Linked DNA regions of Homo sapiens: regions 2 and 3 are each linked to region 1. Evidence: chromatin contacts called from ENCODE Hi-C or POLR2A ChIA-PET data. All regions are on one chromosome and are shown on one strand. The core of a region is the stretch at or near the end of the contact, and the rest is flanking DNA. Distances in the headings are between cores, read along the strand shown.

Region 1 (3,291 bases), core at 684-3,183:
TTCATTTGTTTATGGATTGATTACATGTATCTTCCTTTTGTTTGTTGTTTGTTTTTGAGACAGAGTCTCGCTCTGTTACCCACGATGGAGTGTAGTGGCATGGTCTCGGCTCACTGCAACCTCCACCTCTTGGGTGCAAGTGGTTCTCCTGCCTCAGCCTCCCAAGTAGCTGGGACTACACGCATGTGCCACCACACCTGGCTAATTTTTGTATTTTTAGTACAAAAATTTTTACTAAAGAAATGTATTTCTAGTAGAGACGGGGTTTCACTATGTTGGCCAGGCTGGTCTTGAACTCCTGACCTTGTGATCCACCTGCCTCGGCCTCCCAAATTGCTGGGATTTCAGGCGTGAGCCACTGCACCCAGCCTGTTTTGGTTTTTTGAGACAGGGTCTCCCTCTGTTGCCCAGGCTGGAGTGCAGTGGCATGATCTCGGCTCACTGCAGCCTCCACCTTTCCGGTTCAAGCGATTCTTGTGCCTCAGCCTCCCAAGTAGCTCACACCCAGCTAAGTTTTGTATTTTTAGTAGAGACAGGGTTTCACCATGTTGGCCAGGCTGGTCTCAAACTCCTGACCTCAGGTGATCTGTCCTTCTTGCCTCCCAAAGTGCTGGGATTACAGGCGTGAGCCACTGCCCCGGCTTGGTTTGTTTTTTGAGACATGGTCTCACTCTGTCGCACAGGACGGAGTGCAGTAGTGTGATCTTGGCTCCCGTGCTCAAGTGATCCTCCCACCTCAGCCTCCCAAAGTGCTGAAATTACAGGCGTGAGCCACGGTACCCGGCCTATATCTCCTAATTAAAAGTAAAGCCTGGGTGAAGTTTATGGCCTGCTAAATACGTACATGTATTATATGCGTTATTATATCCCATGTGTTATATTATATATTATTGTATATGTGTATTATATACTATGTACTATTCTTACAACTGTATGTGAATCTATAATTATCTCAAAGTTTTGTTTTTGTTTTTTAAAGTAAGTTCTGTGAGAACTGGGATTTTGTTTGCTTGTTGACGATTGTGTCTTCATCACTAGAACCGAGTCTGGCGTGCAGTGGGCACTAAATAAGTCTTCGTAAAAAGTGTAAATTAACGCCCGGCTAATTTTTGTATTATTAGCAGCGACGGGGTTTCACCATGTTGGCCAGGCTGGTCTCGAACTCCTGCCCTCAAGCAGGAGTTTCAAGCCCGCCTCGGCCTCCCAAAGTGTTGGAATTACAGGCGTGGGCCACCGCGCCTGGCTGATCATGTTTAAAGGGCGGGGTGGGGAGCGTACAAACAACAGAGGAAATCCTGAGCCGCAGAGGAAACTGGAGATGGCAGGGTTTAGCACTAGAATCTCTGTAGGAGAGGTAAGATTGGAATCCTAATCTCCAGGACTCTTTCCACTACCCAGGCTATCTCTCCATTAATGGACTATTGATTGGATGACAGAGTAGCGATAGCACCGTCTTAGGAGACGCCCAATCATAGGTCATAGGTCATTTTTGCAGCTTATTGTGATGACAACAGTGGAGGATGGTCTTCCACTTCACCTTAAAAGCGGCTGTTCTCTGATTATCATTAAGCATGGCCACGCCCGCACTTAACTTCTGACAGTGGGGAAAGCAGCTGTGTGTGATAGCTTGGAAGGTTTACTGCTGCCTCAAGTCCTCTTCTCTGCAGTTGAGGTTTCAGGTTTCAATCCTCCCAATACCACAAGACAGAGCACGGGGCGGCTGCCGCCTCCGCCTCCGCGCCTTAACCTAGGCGGCTTGCCGAAGATCTCAGCCCCGCGGCCGCGCGCTCGCCCTGCCCTAGACCAGGGTTGGGCGCAGCGGCGGAGGTGGCTTCTGGGCTGCGCGAGCTGGGAGAGCTGGGAGGCGGCGATCGCAGCTGGGCCGGGACTTCCTTCCTCCACCGCACGGCAACAAAACAACCCTGCGGCAGGCACTGAGTGCTTCGCAGCTGTCTGGGCGAGAGGCACAGCGATGGGCTCCGTGCTGAGCACCGACAGCGGCAAATCGGCGCCCGCCTCTGCCACCGCGCGGGCCCTGGAGCGCAGGAGGGACCCGGAGTTGCCCGTCACGTCCTTCGACTGCGCCGTGTGCCTTGAGGTGTTACACCAGCCTGTCCGGACCCGCTGTGGCCACGTGTAAGTTCCAGGGGAGCTCGGTTTGCGCCCACCCCTAAGGAGGGCGATGTGGGGAAGCTGAGGGCATGGTGTGGGGAAGGAGGGGGACGGAAGACAGCCTCTTAGGAAATTGCTGCAGGGAGAAACCTGGACCCGTCGGATGCAGGACCACGGGGAAAACGCGGGTCGGAAGGTGACACAGGATTTCGGGAGGAGAAAAAATAAACAAGCGGGTCCTGTAGCCCCCTTGCGCTTTCAGCTCCCGAAGCCCAGGTGCGGAACTCCAGAGAAGGGGATCCAGGCACGGGTCCCGCCCAGAGCCAGGGCTCGCCAACTGGGGAGGGTGCTCTTGGCTGGAGAACCAGCGCTCGCCCAGGCACGGAAAGGAAACGAGCTCCAGCTACAAGGCAGGGGCTCCCGCAAAGCGCAGTTACCCCGCTGAACACGGTAGAACGGGCTGCGCTTCCCTCTGCCCCAGAAACCCGGGTCCGTTTTGTTTTGCTGGAGCTGTGCACGTGTTCCCAGAATGCCCACAGAGGCTCGTCTTAAGCAAACAAGGATCTGTGCAAAGTGTCTTTCCACCCCCACCCCTGCTACCCTTTCCCAACACAGACACCCAGCCCCTCAAAGGGCAAGTCAAACTGGAGCTTCCGAGTGACTTTCCACAGTTGTTAGAGTTTAACAACCTGCTAGGGTGGGGCTTGGACGTTAGCCGCCAAGCCCCTGAATGTACTCCTTCAAAACCCAGCCACAACGTAACAGGAGGTGGCAGGCTACCTGCTTTACGCACGGTCTCTCCAAACCGGCGGAAATTACAGAGTAAAATAACTTTCTCAAAACCGCATAGTACTTAGCTAAAACTCACAGTTGGTGCAAAGCCGTGGTCGTTTCTAAGAAGAATTTAAAAACAAAGTCCCTATATAAAATTGGCACATCCTTAATGTGTGTTTGAATAACTGGTGGAGTTGGAGCTGTGAATTTGTGCTCTCTGTTTACTGTGTGTGTGTGTGTGTGTGTGTGTGTGTGTTTGAGAGAGAGAGAGAGAGACGTAGTCTGGCTCTGTCGCCCAGGCTGGAGTGCGGTGGTGCTATCTCGGCTCACTGCAACCTCCGCCCACTGCAACCTCCGCCTCCCAGGCTCAAGTGAGTCTCCTGCCTCAGCCTCCCGAGTTGCTGG
Region 2 (3,260 bases), core at 91-2,590, 520 kb before region 1:
GTGAATCCTCCACAGTCTGGTGAGTGTACCTATAAATATATCTTTTCCTTCTCCCCTTCCCATTGCAATTTGCTTATTATATCATTTGCTTATTATATCCGCGTTGCCATTTAATTGGGATAAAGGTTGTTTACCCTTAAAAGTATGGTGTGTGTGTCTTTTCTTCTCCCCTTGCGCCTTTCTCGCACAGAACAATAGGCTCGTCCATTACTTTCAGTCGTTACATTTCTTGGAAGTTTCGTAATCCGGTGCTGATTCTAGTGTTTGGATGCCCATACTAAGTTTCTGCTTTTCAAGATGTCAATTTAACATCTCACCTCGCAATCACGTTGTTCTAATTTTAACAATTATTTATTGAACCCTTAAGTTCTAGACACTGCAGAATGCTTTACCTAAGATTTTCCAATTTCGTTCTCAAAACTTCCCCGTGCGTTGGTCGCTATTAACTCCATTTGACAGATCTGGAAACTGGGGCCCAGAGAGGCTAGTCCAGGCCACTCAGCTAGTCACTCTTGGAGCGGGGCCTCTGATCTAGCTAGTGGTGTAATAGAAATTGTAAATCATTTCAAAGAATATATATATTTCCCGTAACACCCTAGAGTTTTCTCCTAGCCCAAGAATTGTCCTTTTTGACCTCTGGTGATTGTTTCTCCTTGAGCCAGATAAGCTGCAAACCTGTTGGAAGCAGTGAAGGGCCATAGGGAAGAGCAGCCTTTGGGGAGACAGCCACCTGAAATTCTGCTCCACAACCTCCGCTCCAGGAGAGCGGGCCGAACGCACCGCGGTCGCAGCTTTCCTGAGGACACGGGTCCCCATGTCACTAGCGACACCTGCGCTCCGGGCCCAAAGCACAATCACAAAGTGCGGGACCTTTGGGCGGTGCTGGGCGGCCTGGCCCCGCAGCCACTGGGCCGGTTGGTCCCGCAGGACTCTGCTCCGTGGAGCTTTTGTCCTTGGGCCGGGGCCCTGCGACCCGCGCTACCCAGGTCGAGCCCCGCCAGGAGGCTCCCTCCTCCCGCCATTCTCCAGAGAGTAGGGGGTCGGGAAGGAGAGAACGGCGGGGCGGGGCCTGCCACCCACAGTCCCCAACCCAAGGACGTCACGGTCCCAGGTGCGAGTGCGAGCGGGCGGGAGTCCACCCCGCGCCTCCCTCCTCTGCTGAACTCCCCACCTCTGTAAAAGCGGCCCGGGCCGGCCCCCGGCTCCATTTTCTCGCGGCGGCCACACCTGGAGCCGCGCCTTTGGGTTGGGCTGGGCTGGGCCGCGCAACCGCCACGGGAAGACAGCCCTCGGGGCGGGGAGGGAGAGGGTGGCCGGGCCGGGGGGAGGCCGGGGCCAGGGAGGAGCCGAGTGCGCGCTCGGGGCAGGCGGCGGCGCGGAGCGGTGCGGCGGCGGGAGGCGGAGGCGAGGGTGCGATGGCGCGGAGCCCGGGACGCGCGTACGCCCTGCTGCTTCTCCTGGTAAGTGCCGCAAGCGGGACAGGGGAGCCACCGCCGGGGAGGGCGTCGGTAGGCGAGGTCTAGACCTCGCGACCAGACTTGCCCGCCGCCCTTGTGCGCGTTACCTGCCCGGCGCTCCTTCCTGCTGCCCGAGGGGGGAAAAGGGCCGGGCAGGCTGCGGCGAGATCCGACCTGGGGCTTCGGAAAATCCTCTTGGCTGGAGCCAGGAGAGTAAGTTGCGACCTATCGAAGTTGTGTTTTCCTTCCCGCGTCACCCAGGCCCCAGCGCCCTTTTCTGTGGTGTGTGGGTGTAGTGAGCCCTGGGGCGGGGAACACCATTGCTGGGGGTCGGAGGCTTTGTTGAGAGTCTCTGGGACGAGAAACGTGGAGGCAATAGGGAACAACCTCGCGCTTCTTCCACGTTCCTTAAATTTCCCTAGGATTCCCCAGCTCCTCTAGCCGCCGACACAAGCCAGTGAACTGGGGAAACCAGGAACATACTTGTATTCTTAGAGTGCAAAAAGTTGGCTAAAAATTTTTTAAAAAGGTGTAATTTACAAAGCTTAATTTTAAGTGGATCACCCACATATAGTTTTAACTTAAAGTTTATGAAGTTGGTGTTTCAAAAGTTTTCCAATATTAAAGATAATAAACATATGTAATAGTTTGAAGCCTTATTCATTTAAAAGGTTACAGAAAATGGAAGTGTAGCGCCCCCTCCCCCACGCCCCACCCCTCACTCCCGGAAACGACGTTCAGTCCCTGGATTTAGAGTTCTTTTGCTCAAATTGGATTTTAAACTGTTGGTTTTCTGTTTGTTTAAGGGGTTGCACGTATGTATCTCGCTTATAGGGGTTTACTAAAGGGGTTTTAATAAAGTGACAGTTATGCTGCAAATATAGGTGTGAGTTCACCTTCCAGAGAGTTCACAAATATGTGTTTACAGAGATTAGATGCAAAATCATACTCAGTTTTCTTACGTAATAATTAAAAATGCAAATACATTCACTATATTCAAAGTTCTAACTTCCAAAACATGAGCCCTTCTATCCTCGAGTTTTGGTGGGATGTGGAAGAAAATCGTGTGTGTGTGTGTGTGTGTGTGTGTGTGTCTCAAAACGGAAAAAGGCGTGACTGAATCCAGTCTAGAGATTTCCATGAACTCTCAGGTGGAAGAGCATGATAATTAGGGCGTCCAGGCCTAGCACACAGTTCATTTTCATGCTCTATTTATCCATTTCATTTTCCCCGTGTCCTTGAGGTAACTTTCAATGAAAATTCATTTTGTTGACAAAACTTTTCTAAGACGTGATCTGGGACGTCGTTTTTAGCCTCTGGGCTGGCAAAACAACTAATCCTGTCACCTTGATGTTTCCTTGTTTAAGGAGAATCCCAAGCTAATGTAACACCTAGCTTACTTTGAGAGTTACATATTCTTTCCATATATGAAAATAAATGACCTTTAATCTTCAAATAATGTAGCAATCAGGCCAATTTGTACACTCACAGAGTAGCAGGTAAGCAAATTAGGCATATCTTTCATTTTAGCAATTTGATACTTTTACCTTATTGGGCAGTAATAAACATCTCCTTTAGAAAGCGACTATAGCCAATGGAACAGGAGCAAAATTCTTGGACTGTTCTATGTATTTTCTATAAAACTTTCTGCAGTATAAATTTGAATATGTTTATTTTTGTCCAGAGAGTAGTGGGCAATGCAGCATTTTACCCCCAGTGTGTTTGCAGTTGCAGTTTTTTGGTAAAAAAAAAAAAAAAAAAAAAAATGGAAAGCAACTCATCTGACAGAAGTAGTTGCCAAGG
Region 3 (3,243 bases), core at 638-3,137, 750 kb before region 1:
GTGCCACTGCACTCCAGCCTGGGCGACGAGCGAGACTCCGTCTCAAAAAATAATAATAATAATAATAATAATATTAATGCCAATTCCTTCTACATATTTCTTGAAATGTGAGGAAAATAATGATAACAAATGCTATGACTATGATTTTTGAAACTAAGAGTGGGCCCATAAATTGGGAAATAAATCTTAATTTAAACATTGGGTTTTAAAGTACTTACTCAATTCACTTCACAGTTACTTTGAAATAAAACCCCACAAACTTTTCTTATCTGACAATAAAATATAGTTTGATGATTTACTTTTGAAACTGTAATGCACTACACAGGTGGTTGTGGCTGTTATCATTATTTTTAAAAGCCAAGTTTCCACATCTGTACTTTGTGATCAGGGACTCTAATAGCAAGAAATAGTTGTATCATTGGTCAACAGAGTTATTTTGAACCTAGGTATTTTCCTTCAAAATGAGATGTGCTTTCCCCCGTCATAATAATTTTGATTCCATCACTTCTTTGTTATTCCATCTCTAAAAATGAAGATAAACATCTAAATTCTACAGTGTTTGGTCAATAACCTCCCTATTTAGATTTTAGTGCCCATTCATCATTATGCATATACCAAATTAGATTGCTGTAGAAGCAAATGTTTCTCAGAAAAATAATGAAACCCTTTATTTCATAGGTTCAGAGACATGTTGCTTCTTTGTAAATGGTAACTTGCCAGCCAGCTAACCCACGGTTAAGCAAAGATAAACTCCCTGGAAGGCAACAGATGTAATCTCAGCATTATTTTTTCTTCAGAGTTTTCCCAACCAGAATTTTTGTCTCTATTCCTGTTGCATTTTCATGTTTTCTTTCTTTCCATTTCTTTCTTTCTCTTTCCCATACTCTTCTGCATATGATTATTTTCTTCCTTTTTTTTTTCTTTCTTTTTTTCACCTCTGTCCTTCTCTCTGCAGTTTCTGATGCTGTGAACCTAGTGAATATTAAGGGACTTTCCTGGGGTATTTCCCAGAGGTTGAAGAAAAGCACCAGGACTGTGAAGTCACAGAAGCAGCCACAACACAGACTCTGGGAGGATGGGAAATGGCTAAAGTCATGATTTAGCCAGATGTTACAGAGTACAGGAAAAATAGAAAGTGAAGACCGGAAAAGTTCTATGCACTTTACTGAAATTGAAAACCCAAAATTCTCAACATGTTCATCCAATAAATTTTTTATATATATTTGGGATAAGTAAATTAAAATTGTATAAAAGATTTGTCTTAAATTCCTCAGCTAATATAGACAAAGTAGTACGACTGCACAAGCATTATCATAGATTCAGATGCGGGTATGGAGAGAGAAGAACTGGTCTGCTTTATTATATATTTTGCCAAATAGAGCTTATGGAAGAGAAGATATAAGAAAAATAATGAGGAACCTGTTTTAAACTGGATATGGGATAACTTCAGCATAAGTGATAGAATAGAAGAGAGAAAAGTAAAAAAAGGAGAAAACAGGCATGACTGACTAGTATGGGAATGTGAAAGAAATAAGAAAGAAATAAAAGTAGAAATGCAAAAAGCAATGGAAGGGTTCATATAAGTGATCAATAATTGCATCAGAATAAAATTAAGGGATATGGCCAATGGGGAAAAAGGATAATCAGGAGATTATCTGATTATAAAAGATAATGTTTGGAATAAGAGAGAGAGAGCAAAGGAAAGAGAGACAGAGAGAGAGAGATGATCAAGAGACCTGGGGAAAAAAATCTTGTTGACTGAAGTAGTAAGGTGGAAATAAATTTGGAAAGTAACATGGAGGAAGAAGCAGTAAAATGTTGTCATGAATAAAAGGAGAGCTGGTCTGAGATCATCTGCCAAGTGGAGGAGATGTGGACACCTGAGACAAAGGAAATATCAGTGACTACTGAGCGAGGAGTTGGAGCTTTGCCATAAACCAAGTAAAGTGAAAACACTAGTTCTTGCCAGCAAGCTGACTTTCACATGAAAGGGCAACAAACACATAATTTAATTATCATTGAAAGCAAAAATGACACCAACTGTGTTTTAAACTCTTCCTCATCTCATGGGATGTGATAATAAGTGAATCATGACAGCATCAAGCTCATTTCTGGTGCTTCACTAAAGTAACACAGTAAAAACATTAGCAGTCAAGAATTTGTGTAATTATTCAGTATCATCTTCCTGGAAAATTTTAGATACTTTGCAATTGAGATGCATTTACATGTTTCCTGATTCCTTCTTCAAAATAAAGGTCCATATGCAGTTTTTTGCCAAAACGAACAGAGAACGGAGAGGCAAAGCAGAACTACCCCAAGCTAACCTCCTTTGCCCATGGGTAGAACAGGCTTGTCACACCGAAAGTGAAAAACTCCCCATTAGAATATTGACTCTCCTCTGTAAACATCCAGTACAAGGAAATAAGAATACATGGATGCAAAGTAAACTCTTAGTTTCTACAATTGGTAGATAAAAGCTGGTGTTAATTTTTCTTTAAGCAGCCCAGGGTGCTTGACCTCCTTGAATCTACCTATGGTGTCGGAGGAATTCGTTGACATAAAGGTCCCCCAGCTCAGCAAGAGATAAGCCAGGGAAACATTGGAGTTTATGGCCGGGTTCTCCTGATACTGTTAGAACACTAAACCTTAGGGAAAGGACTATTTTTTTTTCTTCAAACTTCAGGGAGGCAGGCTTAGAATTAATTGCCCTTCCAGACAGAGAAGAGAGAATGTGATGCCTCTGGACACAGCAGTGTCTTGAACTTAAGACAAGGACATTGCAGTGTATTTTTCTGGCCGCCTTCTTTTAGTCAGTTCTAAAGGGATTCAAAAAGCTCTTTATAAAAGCAAATTTAGAAGAAGCTCTGTCCAAACTCATAGAGTAAGTTTAATTACTTCTAAAATTAACATAAAATGTGGAAAAGTGCACCTGTTATAGGCATATGCCTCAATAAATTTTTACCAGGTAACTAGACCCATGTAACCAGCTCCTTAATCATGATCTAGAACATTACTAGAAGGCCAGCCATCACTAACTCTCCAAATGTCACCACTGGCATGAATACTGATAACAAAGTTTTGCCTGTTTTTGTTTTTTGGTTTTTGTTTGTTTACATTAAATAAATGAAATAATGCTATATGTTCTCCTTTGTGACATATAGCTTCTTCCACTCAATAGTATGTTAGTCTGATTCATCCACATATTTTGGGATTGTTCTGAGTTGGTTATTCTCATTGCTCTAT

What was found. A loop is a pair of places that touch in the nucleus more often than their neighbours do. ChIA-PET counts read pairs that join two places held with the same protein, here RNA polymerase II (POLR2A). Pooled maps may share reads with other maps.
Region 2: a map with no recorded cell type shows a loop between it and region 1 (8-fold over the local background). The contact joins the promoter of DSG2 here to the promoter of RNF125 in region 1. A Hi-C loop is called at or near these places in 3 of 37 single-sample maps with no recorded cell type and 2 of 50 pooled maps.
Region 3: a loop to region 1 is called in a pooled map, with 3 times the contacts of the local background. The contact joins the enhancer-like site here to the promoter of RNF125 in region 1. A Hi-C loop is called at or near these places in 1 of 37 single-sample maps with no recorded cell type and 1 of 50 pooled maps. POLR2A ChIA-PET finds 5 or more read pairs at or near these places in 1 of 52 experiments (PC-3).

The regions. Positions count from the first base shown.
Region 1 is chr18:32,016,892-32,020,182 of GRCh38, forward strand. RNF125 (ring finger protein 125) reads left to right here and starts at 1,934. Exons shown (of 6, transcript NM_017831.4): 1 at 1,934-2,136. The coding sequence starts at 1,973. RefSeq lists enhancers at 1,256-2,128, 1,535-1,829, 2,129-3,001, 2,646-2,695 and a silencer at 1,535-1,829.
Region 2 is chr18:31,496,837-31,500,096 of GRCh38, forward strand. DSG2 (desmoglein 2) reads left to right here and starts at 1,341. Exons shown (of 15, transcript NM_001943.5): 1 at 1,341-1,460. The coding sequence starts at 1,416. RefSeq lists an enhancer at 731-870 and a silencer at 1,071-1,540.
Region 3 is chr18:31,267,304-31,270,546 of GRCh38, forward strand. No RefSeq gene overlaps it. Among named protein-coding and RNA genes, the nearest start is that of DSG1, 49 kb to the right of the region's middle. RefSeq lists an enhancer at 898-1,017. Within about 2 kb of position 1,888, at least 2 of the 41 ENCODE cell types and tissues checked have a DNase peak (open chromatin) inside an H3K27ac peak, as active enhancers do.